Regions from separate parts of the Homo sapiens genome. Here regions 2 and 3 are each linked to region 1. Evidence: chromatin contacts called from ENCODE Hi-C or POLR2A ChIA-PET data. All regions are on one chromosome and are shown on one strand. The core of a region is the stretch at or near the end of the contact, and the rest is flanking DNA. Distances in the headings are between cores, read along the strand shown. Region 1 has its middle 36 kb from the start of CCN1. Region 2 has its middle 27 kb from the start of CCN1. Region 3 holds the start of CCN1 (cellular communication network factor 1).

Region 1 (4,670 bases), core at 1,028-3,527:
CTGGACTTTTTGAGATGGATGAGGGCAGAGATTGAGTTACACTGTGGGTCTAACTCAATCCCCAGAGTACAGGGTAATTTATAGTGCAGCTCCCTCCCTGAATCCCAGAAAGCCTATAATATGAAGTTATTTCTATCCCCAAACACCAGTATCATTATAGAGATCAGCTGAACATGAGGTTAGTTTATTGCTTATTCATTAACATTTTCTTCTTTGTTTATTTATTTCTTCTTTTTTTAATCCTTCAGTAGTTTTTTTAGTTGCTTTTTTCTAAGTTCTCCTTAATTTCTCAAATAAAGCTCTGCCTATTGTCATGTATACAGAAAGACCATTTTCTCCCCACCTCTTACAAATCATAAGCCTATAAGTAATTACCAGTTTAATATCATATTTAGATTTTTAATAAAAGAGTGACTGTATTTACTTCCATTTGCTTCTGTTCTAGTAAGGATTTAGAGCTCTTCTGTATGTGACTTTTATCTCTAGTTAGTGTTGTTTGCCTTCTGTTCTTGCATGATCTGCCTTGAATCTGACAGTTTAGAGATGGAGGAGCCAACAATAATGTCTTAGTTCATTTTGTGCTGCTGTAACACCACCACAAGCTGGGGAATTTATAATGAACAGAAATTTACTAGCTCACAGTTCTGAAGGCTGAGAATTTCAATATCAATACCGAAGTCACATCTGGCCAGTGACTTTTTGCTGTATCATCCCATGGTAGAAGGTGAGAGGGCTAGAGAGACAAAAGGAGGCCATGCTTGTCCTTTTATAAGGAACCCACTCCCAAGATAACTCCTGAGAAAACGGCATTAATCCATTCATGAGGGCAGAGTTGCCATGGCCTAATCACCTCTTAAAGGTCCCACTTCTTAATACTTCTGCAATGGCAATTAAGTTTCCAACGCATGTTTTTTTTTTTTTGGAGACACATTCAAATCATAGCAAATAGTAGTCATAAACTTGTACTCAGCATTTACTTTGTTTTAGATATTATTCAAGGTGTGTTATGTTCAATCTTCACAACCACCGCAGAAGTTTGGGACTATTGTTGCTCCCATTTTACGAGCAGGAACATTGATACAAATAAGAAAGTTGACATGCCAGTGCTTTATCCAAAGTCACATAGTCATTTGGCAGAATCCAAGTCAAACTCAGGGAGTTTGGCACCAAAACCTACACACTTGAGGTTAGACTTTTGCCTCCTCAGAAGGAAAGAAGTAGGCAATACATGGGAAGATCAGTTTCTTCTTCTCCCCCCTCCTCCCTCTGCATCTCCTCCTCCTCCCACCTTCTCCACCATTTCTGCCTCTTCTTCTCCTTTAGAACGAACTAATTTAAATGGAATTTATTTGGCTAACACAAGAAGATTAATTATTTGGGCTAGGAGAAAATTAGGAGGAGGGGAAGGAAATTAAGAAAGGGAACATTTTGGATATATATTTGCCTCTCATATACACCTCTTTCCAAATGCAGAGCTGTTTCCTGAACAGTTTTCCTAGTGAAAGAGGTCATTCACAGCTAGAGAAAGCAGGCCCCACTGCTGCCAGGATGGGCCTGCCACTGCAATTGCAAAATTAATAGCTTATTGCCATTTCTATCATGTTTTAATAGTTGAAAGAATAAGAATTGATCCTTATCTTTAAAAAAGCGAGAAGGGCTTCAGGAAATTACTCCCTTCATCTTATCACCTCTGCTGTGCCTTATTGTCATGATACAATCATGTGTCTGATATTTTCTTTTCCTCTGCTAATAGCAGGGCTTTAAATTATTAAAGGAGAAGAATGTTGACCCTCTGCTTTGCTGCTTCTCCCTCTGTGCTTTGAGAGTTGGTTGACTCTTTCAGCTTCTTTCCCTCTGCCTTAGAAAGGCTCATTTTCTGTTGGGAGTCACGTCCTGGCTCTGCTTCATGCCTGTGAGTATGGAGGGCAGAGTTTGGGTTGCTGAATGAAGCTGAGGAATGTCTGAGAGGCAGGGCAAGGGGGTTGTTGACTTTGCTCAAAATATTTCTTGAAAATATCTCATATAATGTTAGATTTTGCAGCTCCCCTAGCTCTTCTCCAACCCCCCACTTTTAAATAAACATGTTGAGTTATAACTGTGTACAGAAGGAGTTAGAAAATGAACCCCACTGTTGCTATCTTCACAGGCATCTGTGCGGGTGTGACAGGGTGAATAGGCCCTTTGGGAATTTTAAGGGGACTCCTCTAGAGCCAAATTCCTCAACCAGGGCAAACTTCCATCAGCTGTGTAAATAGTGTGGCAATGTGTGGAGGCCACGAGCAGTTTCCTGATAGTCAGCTACTGTGCCCAGGTAGTTAAAAGGAGTCGTGTTCCATCCTGAGGCTTGCAGGATGTGAGTTGGGTCTTATAGTCTCTGATGAGTGGGTGGGTAGAAATTTCCTCTCCACTTTATTTAGTACTGGGGAAGTCAGTCTGATTAAGATAGGTAGGGCTGGCTGGATGAAACCACACCTAAGAGAAGCCTTCTGGGTGTCTGAGTGAAGAGAAAAACTGTGACTGTAAACTGAGGACAGAGTTAGGCATTCACTGGCAGGCATTCTTCCCAGCTCAAGAAATTCCTGGGGATGGGAATAGACATTGTGCTCTGGGAGTTTTTATTTAGCTGTTCTTTAAAATGTAGAGTTAAATGCAATTCAATTCATGTATCTAGTGCCTTTAACTATTCCCCAAAACATCTGAAAGAATTTGGAAACCCTGGAAAGGCTTCCTGTCTGTCAAGCAATGCCACGTGCATGTGCCTAGTTTTTTGCAGCTGCATTAACCTCAGCTCTTCCCTGTACAGAGATCTGGATGCTTGCCCCAGCTCCTGAATCTAAAGTTGTTTTGTTTTTCATTTGCTTATTCTACAGTGTTCATCATTCTGACATCCAATTTGTTTGTTTAGCTTAAATGAATAAGGATAGAGACAAAACAACTAGGTACAGGCAGTTTTCTATGTACATCAGTGCATAATGCATTCTTGAAAATATGAACAAACCTGCAAGAACCAAATAATTGTAAATGGAGTTCTAGTACCAATGAACCAAAAATACTATAAAATCCCTAAATACATCATGTTTTTAGAGGTAGTCTTTAATCATGTATTTCCAGCATTGTCTTTGTTCTTTAATGCTTTCCTTTCACCACTAGACCCATGAAATACTGGCTGACATCCAACCATCATCCAATTGAAGCAAAAGTTTATCTGCTTTTGGCTTGCCCGCTGTTTTCCATGTTCATCTTAATTGTGTTAAGTTTATGAAACTAACCCTTCTCATCAACAGTATCAGAATTTATTTTCAGCCCCACTTTTATAGATGTATATGGATAAAACCCATCAAATTATTCTAATAATTACTTAAACAAGTATTCTAGTACAAAGATGGTGCCATGCTGCCCAGACAGAATAGCTATGCCTGCCATTGTCCAGTTTTATCATGACCAATTTAAGTGCTTGTGTTTCTCCTTTCTTTAAGTGTTCTCCTTTCTTTAACCTGTCTAAACCATTGCGGAAATTACCAGATATCAAAATTGCATGCTGCTGTGGAAATGTTTCCTTGAAGTGATCAACTTTTGTCATTGGTCCAGAGCCACAGGAATTGATGGAAAACAGGGTTGGAGGCAGTTGCTTGTTTCCTGTGTTCACTGTGAGCAAGTCTGCCTCTTACCAGTCTAGGTGAAGCCTACCACCCGGCTGGATCCCAGCATTCTCCGTGCATGTTGTACAGCAGTTGTTGTTCTCTTCAAAACAACAAAATGTTTGAAATTTTAAAAATTTCAATGTGTTGAACATGTATATAGATAGTTGTGACTGAGAATTTAACTAACAGTAATTCTTGAGATGAGAGAGGAAATAGAAACCAATGGAAGGGTTGAATCATTTTTGTCTTTTGTTATACCTCCTGGCTCCTTGTGAACATAACCTGGGGATACATAATATTGGACTTCATCTGCATGTTAATATCATATAAAAAAAGATCTGAGAAGCAGTATAGTAGAATCATTAAAAGCATTGACTTTGAAGGAAAACAGACTTTGGATTCCACTTTCTGGCTATGTGATCTTGGGCGAGTTACTTCACCTTACTGAACCTCAGTCTCCTCCTTCATGAAACTGAGATAATGATGTCCATCTCTGCACGTCATTATAAAAAGGAAACATAATATTGTACAAATTTTTGTGAAATCGCCCAGTGTTAGCCAACCAACATAGGTTTGTTTCAAAGATTTCCTTGATGTGGTTTAAAAACCTGTGTTTCTTTGACATTATGGGCCAATAACAATACTAACCATAGTGGAAAGAGAATGGAAAATGACAGGAGGTCATATGTGTGAAAGTGTATTTGGGTTGGACAAGGTGGATCTGAATATTGGTGCCATCACTTTCTCCCTGTTTGTGGGTAGCTTTTTATAAACCAATACATAGGTTAAGGGTCTGAATAGACAGAAGGCTCTTCCCTTAAAAAGACTGGAAAACCTTCCAAGTAGCTCTTGAACCCTCACATTTTATCACCATTTATGGTGTTGGGAAATTTTTAGAAATTGAGATATGAGGTGATACAAACCTCGTTTTCTTGTGACAGAAATTCCTAGCCAGATATCTGGAAATAGGAGAAGTTGGAGAAGAGGTTTGAGGGGCTAGAGAATACTGATTTCCTTAGAATCTGATCA
Region 2 (4,670 bases), core at 1,585-4,084, 62 kb before region 1:
GTACACTTAAAAATTATTAAAAAGATAAATTTTATGTTGAGTATATTTTGCCACAAAATATTTTAATATGTGAATTAAGGCTAAACAGCCATTTTACGATTAGTGTAAATTTATGTATTGGCTCTACCACTTGCAAGCTGTGTTTTAACCTCCCCATGTCTCCATTTCTTTGTTTCCTTATCTGGCAAGTCGGGTAGTATTAGTACCACCTTAAGGGGCTGTTGTAAGAATTAAATGAAAGAATACATGTAAAATGCTTAGAATAGTCCTTGGAACATAAGTGCTTAAGAAATATTATCATTATTGTTTTTTATTATATGTTGTGAAGTAGGAAAGCAAATTACAGAATTATCTCTGTAATACCATCCCCTTTATACTTTGTGGGGAGAATACATGCATATGTGTGCATGCGCACGTACCTAATGTACTCACGCATCCGTCATGTATTGATCAAATACTGTGTGCTGGACATTGTGCTAAGGGTTGGGCAGACACTGGTGGTGTCAGGGTGGAGAATGGTGATGGTGGTGGGGTTGTTTAAATAGAGAAGTCACAGGAGACCTCTCTGAGTAGTTGACAATTCCGAGAAGGTTGTAGCAGCCATGAGGGAGCCATGCAAAGAGGAGAAGAGCTTCCCAGACAAAGGCGGTATCATGATGTGAGATGCCAAGTTGGAAGGCCTCTTGTGGGTGAGTAAAAAAGAGGATTGTCAGAGGAGGTTGGAATATACATAGGCAATTCTAGAAAGATGGAGAAGAAACTGTTAATAGTGGTTTCCGCAGGGAAGTATTCAGGGAGGTGTGGGAAGGAGGGTGTGGAGTGGAGAAAAGGAATTTTACTTCTTACTTTATTCCCTTCTCTACAGTTTGAATTATGTACCATAAGGATGTATTTTGTCATTAGAAAAAAAGGCTGGTTAATAAAAAATTGAGGAACCTTAATCATTAATAGTAAGAAATCTAATAGCCTTTCCTTCTTTCAAGAATCACCTCATCTCAACTCTCCAGTTACTTTTCATGAAGCGAGAGTGTAATGTCATTTATATCTACTCATTGGTCTGAAAGTAGGGCAGAGGTTACCTTCTGCTATCTATTCAGTAATCTTTTTCTTTGAGTCAGTAATGGCTTCTTCTAATTCCCTTCTGTGAAACTCCTGAACCATCTTTTCCACTAGGACTATTTTTACTCTTTTTTTAAGGGATTTCAAATTCATTTAAGATTCTTACTTTGGGTCACTGCAATAACAGACATATGCAGGAGCAGCTACTCAGCCTTTCCAGTTGGAGTAGAATGGGGACAAGGAATGACCAAAAGAGACTGAGGTCAAAGGAAGAACTAAAGCACTGTCCCTCAAAATGCATTCTGGAAGCTCCATTGGGCTGGGTGCTTTACTTCTCTGGATCTCCCCTGGGGTCCCCAGAGCCTTACTAAAGTTAGGGTTTCTCTGTAGAGTGTTCTGAAAAGCAGAGAAAGCTTTTCCTTGTCCAAATGGAATCCCAGCAGTGGTTAAGATTGCTTAGACTCATACCCATGAATCAAGGCAATGGATGATGTCTTCTAGGACAGATGTCAAAACCAGCTCTGAGGCAAGGTGCGGTGTGAGCAGGGAGAGGGTAGGCTAGATGTCTCCTAGCATTTTCAATCCTCTAAACTGAGCTACAGTCAGAAAGGAGGAAAACAGAGCATCTGATCTGTCTGTGGCCTGCCTCACTGAGAATTTCATTGCCTGCACGGCAGCAGGAGAAATAAGGTGAATAACACCAATTTGAAACCCCATGCTTGGCTATGTGTATGCCCATCCCGTACTCCAAATATCTCTCCTGCATCCCCTTTGTTAATTCCCTGGACATTTTTATAACTGTTTCCAACCGGAAGAAGTGCATGAATTGATACTTTGGCATCAGGCTAGATGTGCCACTCGGGTTTCTTCTCTCCCAAGCTGCCCCTCCTGCTGTGTGTGTGTGATGTCTAAAGGCCTCCCCATCTGGACACTCACCCACGGCATTGGACATTTTCCTTTCAGGTTTATCCCACGCAGTCCTATTCCAGGAATGCCTCCTCTTCCCCACACCACTTAGTGTGTAGACAACTCACTCTGCCAACAATAAGCAATAGTATGAACAATAAACTAGTATTTATTGAGCACTTATTATGTGTCAGGCTGTATTCTAACTACTTTATGTGGATTAACTCACTCCCCATCCAGTTCTCTGAAGAAGGTGTGGTTATTGTCTCTGTTTACAGTTGAGGAAACTGAGGCACAGAGTGGATGCTTTCATGGCATTTCTCTTCTGCCAGTGATCTCCACTCTGTGAGCGAGCCAGCCAGTCTCTGCGTTTAGCCAGCGCCTGCCACAGGGGTCTGGCTCTTAGTGAATGATTGCTCCTGGATCTCCCAAACTCTTCATATACTTTCACATCCTGAGCAAAAAAATGCTTCCCAAGATTCCTCCTGCCAGCTCCATCTGTGAAACTTGTGGGCCGGTATTTGAATAAGAATGACTAAAGGGGGAAGAGGTTTTATGAACTTCAGACTGTGAACTCAAGGAAGAGAGTGAGTCAGGCCTCCACATTCCTGAAATACTTTCAGGAGGCTCAGTGACCTCAGACAATAAGAACCTGAGGCAGAATGTCCTTGGGAGGCCCCCCACCAGGAAGAACGTGAGGGCAGATGCTCTGCTGTGCTGCCTTCTGTGGTTCCATGCGCAGTGTGTGGGTTGAAGGAAACCACTAGCCAGAGGCCCAGGCCTACCGAGAGCGCTGCCTTGGTTTTGCCCAGGCTGACTCCTCTCCCTGGAATGCTTGACCCCAAATGCTTGTGAGCTTGTCATCCCAGACTCAGCTCATGTGTCACCTCCTCTGTCTGCTACAGGTAGAAGAGGCTTTGTGGTTGGGACACCACAGGGAATTGCGCTTGCTTCTCTCACTCCTAAACGCCCTAGAAAAACATTGCTTTCAACATGTGTGCCCAATACATTCTTCATACCTACTGAGGTTGGCAACAGCTCCAAGGTTGAGGAGTGAGCCCTGTGCCGGGGGTGTCAGATGTGGGTGCTAGTTCCATCTCAGGCCTGGGCCTTGTAACCTCCCACACCTCAAACTCTTCCTGATTAAAATGATATGTTTTGATCTACCTCTCCTACAGATGGTGACCTTCTGAGGTACAGAGACTTTTAACCCAGGCGCTATTTTCAGAGCGGAGCAGGCACATAGCTATTCAATAAGTTTAAATAATTACAAATCTTTCTCCCCAGCTTCTATCTCCGTCCATCTCTTTCCTCACCAAGCTTAAACCCATGATTGGTATGAGGTGCAACCATCCACAAAGGGAAAGTATCATCCGCTAATTTTTTTTAAAGGTGCTTTCTTGTGTTTCTCATGTGTGCGTGCGTATGTGCATACATGCATGACTGTGTGTGTGTGTGTGTGTGTGTGTGAACAGAGCAAACGAGAGGCTGCACTAGGCTGAGCTCACCACAGGGGTGAATTGTAAAGAATGAGTCTCACCCAAGATGAAAATGTTACCTCAGGAATTCTTCCATGATCTTTGAGCAGGGAAGGAGTGAAAGGGTATAGCTGGGGCCCATCCTATGGACTGAAAAGCTGAGGGAGCACATTCAGTCAAGCACATCCTCCAATAGCTGCACCACTTTCCAACAGAAACAAGGGAAGGGTGGCAGAAGAAGTAGAACTAACTAGGCTGTGGGTTACTGCCCTAAAGGCCAAGATGTAAAGCCATAGAGAAAAGTGCTTTCAATTGTAGGCTCGTGAAAGCTACTGAGATTGGTGACTGCACCAGTGCCAAGGAAAAAGCCCTGCCTGGGGGTGGCAGGTGTGGGTTCTAGTGCCATCTAGTGCCATGCCATCTCTGGTGCTAAGGAAGTTGGTGGGCTTGGCCGTGTCGTATAACCTCCCGTGTCACTTCATGTGGATAGTGAAGATATTGGGTTGATGACGGGTTTAACTGAGGTTTTGTCACTCCTGCTCACCTCCCCTGCTCTCCTGTGTCATCCACACAAATGTTGTTTCTGCATTGGCCAATCTGGGACTCGTCCTTGCCTCCACTTTCACCCTCCAAGAGAGGAAGGAGGGAATGTGGGTAAATGCAGGTGCACACGGCACACATTCCATCAGGCAAATGGGAGTTGAGTGACATAAAGAGTTGGAAGTCCACTTTCAGGCTGGACAGGGAGGTCCTCTTCCTCCATCCCGTCTTTACCTCTATTCTTGCCCACCAGCCCAATCCCTGCAGCCCTGCCCAGGGCTGGTCTTTCCCTCATTCTGGCTGAGCAGTGGAAGTTGCCTGAGGAAGCTCAGTCCTGCCATCCCAACCAGAGCTGCCCTGGTTCACTTTGCTGCACCTGCCAGACCTCCCAGGTAGTTAATGATCCCCTGGGCAGAAGAGCCTTTTAATAATTTACCAGAGTAGATAAAGAAAAAAGCATAGTTCTCTACTTGGAGGCCAATTACACTGGCAATCCAGACAGTATAGATGGAGTTAAGACTAACTTCAAGTTCAAACTCAATTTTTTTTTGTATGGGAACCCTGCCTTATAGCTATTTATATGAAGTCTTATCAGAACCTTCATCCAGATATTTAAACATCCCAGCCCTACTGTATGATCAGCACTTTCGGGCTCCTTCACTAGTCAGGAGAACTCACTATATAAAG
Region 3 (4,670 bases), core at 820-3,319, 36 kb before region 1:
GGGCCGGTATTTCTTCACACTCAAACATCCAGCGTAAGTAAACCTGACTGGTTCGGGGGATTTCTTGGTCTTGCTGCATTTCTTGCCCTTCTGTAAGAGAAAGGAGAGAAGGAAAGTTAGGGGTGATATTTCTCTTTCTTCAAAAAGATGTTCACATCCCACCCACCTGCCAGGCAACAGTCTACACGTCCCTGAAGGAACTTACTTTCAGGCTGCTGTACACTGGCTGTCCACAAGGCCGCACCTCACAAATCCGGGTTTCTTTCACAAGGCGGCACTCAGGGTTGTCATTGGTAACTCGTGTGGAGATACCAGTTCCACAGGTCTTTGAGCACTGGGACCATGAAGTTGTTTGAACAATACATTTCTGGCCTTGTAAAGGGTTGTATAGGATGCGAGGCTCCATTCCAAAAACTAGAGACATATAAGAGGGAAGACTTCTCAGAGGCATACCGACACAAACAGGCTCAAGCACTCATTTCTACAAAGATTTAGACCAGAAATGCATCTCAGTACAGTGTCTGAAGTGCTCAGTCTCCACTTACCAGGGAGCCGCTTCAGTGAGCTGCCTTTTCCAACTGCAATCAATTCATTGTTTCTCGTCAACTCCACCTCGGAGGCATCGAATCCCAGCTCCTTGCCAAGGAGGCCGTCCTGGTCCTCCATGGGGTCCTTGATACTATCCTCGTCACAGACCCACTCCTCGCAGCACTGCCCGGTAACTTTGACCAGCCGAGGGTTGGGACAGCCCAAGTTGGGGAGAGATAGTTCTTGGGGACACAGAGGAATGCAGCCCACGGCGCCATCAATACATGTGCACTGATGTTTACAGTTGGGCTGGAAACTTTCCCCGTTTTGGTAGATTCTGGAGTTATATTCACAGGGTCTGCCCTCTGACTGAGCTGCAAAGATCACCAAAAGAGAAAGGTAGAAGGGGATAAAGTTAAGATTCCAAACCACCGCCTGAAACTCATACATATTTTCTGCTGTTAAATTCAATTTATGGTAAAGTTCCCTACAATTCCCCGGAGACTCCAGACCAGAACAATAAGTTAGTCAGGAATCACTTTTCCGTATGCGCTTTCGTTGGGCCCAGACACACTGAATTGCATTCCAGACTGCTGAAATCATGTGCCTTTCTGCCAAGCTACCAACAACAAAGCATCACCATACATGGTCTCAGAATTACTAAACTTCTGGACTATGGGGACTAGTATTTTTTTTAAAGGGGCCAAACCACAAGCATCTTACCTCTGCAGATCCCCTTCAGAGCGGTGGAGCTGGCGCCGAAGTTGCATTCCAGCCCCTTGGTGTGGTCGCAGGGCTGCGTTTTGCTGCAGTCCTCGTTGAGCTGCTTGGCGCAGACCTTACAGCAGCCGCAGCCGTCCCGGACCAGCCCGACTCCCGGCGCGCACTTGGGCGCCTCCAGGGGGCAGTGGCAGGCAGCGGGGCAGGTGGAGAGCGCCTGGAAGGGGGAGAAGATACGCGTGAGACTCGGCGCGGTGCGCAGGAGGGGCGCCGCGGCTGCCGCAGTGAGGGACGGGGGTCTCCGACCCTATCGACGGGGAGCCTCTGATCTCGTCCAGCCCGGCCACCTCGGAAGGCTGCTCCCACCAAGAGGTCCCGACACGTCTTCGGGGGGAGGGGGAGAGTGCTTAAAGAAACGGCTACCCGCAAACGATCGCGAACTTTTTAACTTTTCCTGCCGTGGGCAATCTGGGACCAGGGGAAGGGGCTGGAGAGCGGACGGGGAATAGGTGGCAAAAGGAGAGTCCAACTCACCAGCCTGGTCAAGTGGAGAAGGGTGACGACTAAGGCGAGCGCCCTGGCGATGCGGGAGCTCATTGTGGCGCGCAGGAGTAGCCCGGGGCGAGCGCGGCGACGAAGACGCCAACAAGCTGGTGTGCAGCGGACAGGCCGTGCGCAGCGGGGTCGGGGTGGCGGCGCGGTGGGCCCGGTGGGCAGGGAGGCGAGGGCTGGGCGGCGGGCGGGCGTCTTTCGCTCGAGGTCCCGGCGGAGAAGGCGCGGAGGGCGCGGGCGCTGCTCGGGGGCGCTCTCGCTCGCGGTCTGCCCAGGCGCCCCGGAGCCCGCCTTTTATACGGGCCGGCGGAGGCGCCGCGTGTTGCAGTGACGTCGGCTCTGTCTGCGCGTTCCAGAATTCTCAAACATCTCAGGAATGCTGGTTGGCGCGGGCTGCTGCCAAGCGCCTCCCCTGGCTCCATTGCACCTTTGTGTGTGTGTGTGTGTGTGTGTGTGTGTGTGTGTGTGTGTGTGTGTGTGTGTGTCTGTGTGTGTGTCTGTCTCCCAGACCCGTCAAGAAAACAGTTCGGGGGGTGTGTGTGTGTGTGTGTGTGTGTGTGTGTGTGTCCCAGACCCGTCAAGAAAACAGTTCGTTTTTTCCACCTTAAATTACGACTTATGTTGGGAAGGGTTCTTTGGGGCGTGATGGTGGTGATGGTAGTTGGAGGGTCGTGAGGGGCGAGGGGGGCCAGTTCAGAACTTTGCCTGGACTGGGTGGGTGGGAGGACCTGAGAGGGAGGAACAAAAGTCGTTTTGTTTGGTGATGCGAGTTGACCGGGCAGCCACTGAAGCCCTCACCCGGGAAGGCAGTGAGCTGTTTGCTTTTTTACAGCGAAGGTGAGAGGCAAGTTATCTGTTGAAAGAGTAGAACGGGGAAGAGGAGTGTGTCTCTGAGTCAGGAATATTTGTGGACTTCAAAGAGGCGTGTTCGGAACAAGTCCCAAAGCTTTGGCATGATGTTTATTAGCAAAGTTCAGTGAATTGCAAATTAATACCCACAGTGGCATTTATGAATGAAAAGGCGGGGGGGGGGTGGGGCGGGGGGAAACTTGCCCATCGTCTGGCAAATTCCCAGGCAGAGGTCTCCCCCACTCCTCCAGCCCTTCCCTCTTTTGGGTATGTTGTACTTGTTTGTTTTTGGAGGTTCCCACTTTAGTTCCAGCCCACTGCCTGGGTTGGAAGTCCGAGAGGAAACGAACGCGGGGAGTTCTCCGGGAGGCTGACTTATACTTCCTCACGGATGCAGGAGACGGGGTAAGCCCTTCCCGCCTCCCTCCGCGGGCAGGAGGCTATGCTAACCAAGCAGCCAGCCAGAAGTGCAGGAGACCACCGTGGAGTGGCCTGAAATCATCACCTGCAAAGACCGCAAGGCCAAACCAGATTCCAGGACCATTGTGCCCTATGAATCTCTGGGAAAAGCAGACTCCTTCAAGCTGGACATTTTGTGGGGTTTTTAACTCCTTTCCTAGGGACCACTGGAAGCCTCCCATTTTAAATGAATTGCAATGCCCTTCTCTCCAAGTACAGAAAAGAGATTTAGGATGTAATATTTTGCAGTAAAAATGTCAGCAGATTTTAAGATCCCGTTCTACTTGCAACACACTCAGTAGAAGACCCCACCACAAGACAATTTACTTGAACATCACCAATACCATTAGTGTGATTGATAAACTTTCCCTGCAAGTTTCAAAAACTTTTTGCATAATTTTAATAAAAATTATCATGTAAGACTCATATGCTCTAGGATAACTACTTATCCTTTTTAATGTTTAAGGCTATTCAGACTTCATAATTTAGCAGTCTTGCTTGAAAAGGCCCTTAGTGCTAATGCTGACTTTCCTGATAAGCACAATGAGAATCTGTCAGGATGAAAACACACTCCAGTGAAGAGAATTCTTGCAGGAAGGAGTTCAGTTTCATTCATTCCAAAGTGCCCTTTCATAAATGGAAGCAGCATTTGCTAGAGGGAGTGGGATCTCTAAAGCTCTGTTAGAGGGTTAGGGGTGGGAGACTTTTCAAGACAATGGATTGTCAGGTGTTATGCAAATACAGTGAGGAAAGTGTGGGCCCAACACGTACACAGGTTAATACATCAATTATTATTTACAAAACACTGTTTTTCCTGCCTTATCATTTCATTATTGTTTCCTTCTTAATGAAGTGACGGGGGGCGGGAGGGGGGAGGAGGGGTGCAGGGACAGTACTGGTTGAACTAGAGAGAGAATGGAGAGGAGGGTTCCTGGCTTCTGTTGTGGCGTCTTTTCTATTTGACTTCATGGTTGTAAGTATTTCCAGATGGTGAATCAGACACCAGACGTAACAATATTTCCATATTTGGGTATAGCAGTAGCCTGCGTTTTTAACATTTTTCTGCCTCTGTTATCCAACCACAAAGCATTCTTGACAGCTTCAAATGTTGTTAAATATAGATTTAACTTCTCTTCCCAGAGCAGGAAATTCTTTGGAATTCCTTGTTTTTCACGCAATCTGTCCATCATGATTTAAAATAAAAGCACAGTGGATCATCCAACTGGCCGTATATACCTTAATTGGAGGTTGGGGATGGGGGACGGCAGAGATCCAGTCTGCCGCACTGCGTTCAAACACACGCCATTCCAGAGATTCCTTTAAAATCACATTAAAGTTTTTTTAACAAGGGTGTGTGGGTTTGTTTCTGGACTTCAACTGGGGAATCTTGAGGATGAGTTTGCCCCAGAAGAGAAATTTAGAGAACCTTACCGTCAGCTGCCCATTTAAAGCAGGGGGTGTGTTGTGGGATGGGGGTGGGAAGCTGGAGCAACAGGGCCAGGAGGTGTGGGAGCGGGAGACACTAGAGTAACCTATGTGCACAGCCTCTCCATATACCATGT

What was found. A loop is a pair of places that touch in the nucleus more often than their neighbours do. ChIA-PET counts read pairs that join two places held with the same protein, here RNA polymerase II (POLR2A). Pooled maps may share reads with other maps.
Region 2: a loop to region 1 is called in a map of PC-3, with 9 times the contacts of the local background. The contact joins two enhancer-like sites. A Hi-C loop is called at or near these places in 2 of 168 maps with a recorded cell type or tissue (Caco-2 and PC-3). POLR2A ChIA-PET finds 5 or more read pairs at or near these places in 2 of 52 experiments (Panc1 and WTC11).
Region 3: a loop to region 1 is called in a map of PC-3, with 7 times the contacts of the local background. The contact joins the promoter of CCN1 here to the enhancer-like site in region 1. A Hi-C loop is called at or near these places in 5 of 168 maps with a recorded cell type or tissue (Caco-2, PC-3, heart right ventricle and 1 more) and 1 of 50 pooled maps. POLR2A ChIA-PET finds 5 or more read pairs at or near these places in 16 of 52 experiments (AG04449, AG04450, BJ and 12 more).

Annotation. Positions count from the first base shown.
Region 1 is chr1:85,542,383-85,547,052 of GRCh38, reverse strand. It overlaps a transcript of DDAH1 not described here. Among named protein-coding and RNA genes, the nearest start is that of CCN1, 36 kb to the left of the region's middle. Within about 2 kb of position 2,277, at least 8 of the 41 ENCODE cell types and tissues checked have a DNase peak (open chromatin) inside an H3K27ac peak, as active enhancers do; they include PC-3, PC-9 and Panc1, where a contact is called at or near this core.
Region 2 is chr1:85,605,400-85,610,069 of GRCh38, reverse strand. No RefSeq gene overlaps it. Among named protein-coding and RNA genes, the nearest start is that of CCN1, 27 kb to the right of the region's middle. RefSeq lists enhancers at 1,825-2,690, 1,898-3,097, 2,691-3,555. Within about 2 kb of position 2,834, at least 10 of the 41 ENCODE cell types and tissues checked have a DNase peak (open chromatin) inside an H3K27ac peak, as active enhancers do; they include PC-3 and Panc1, where a contact is called at or near this core.
Region 3 is chr1:85,578,160-85,582,829 of GRCh38, reverse strand. It overlaps CCN1 (cellular communication network factor 1), which reads right to left and starts at 2,069. Exons shown (of 5, transcript NM_001554.5): 1 at 1,783-2,069; 2 at 1,252-1,465; 3 at 546-902; 4 at 206-414; 5 at 1-90. The coding sequence starts at 1,845. It also overlaps a transcript of DDAH1 not described here. RefSeq lists enhancers at 411-932, 2,199-2,248, 1,979-2,501 and silencers at 1,349-1,398, 1,409-1,458, 1,469-1,528, 1,959-2,088.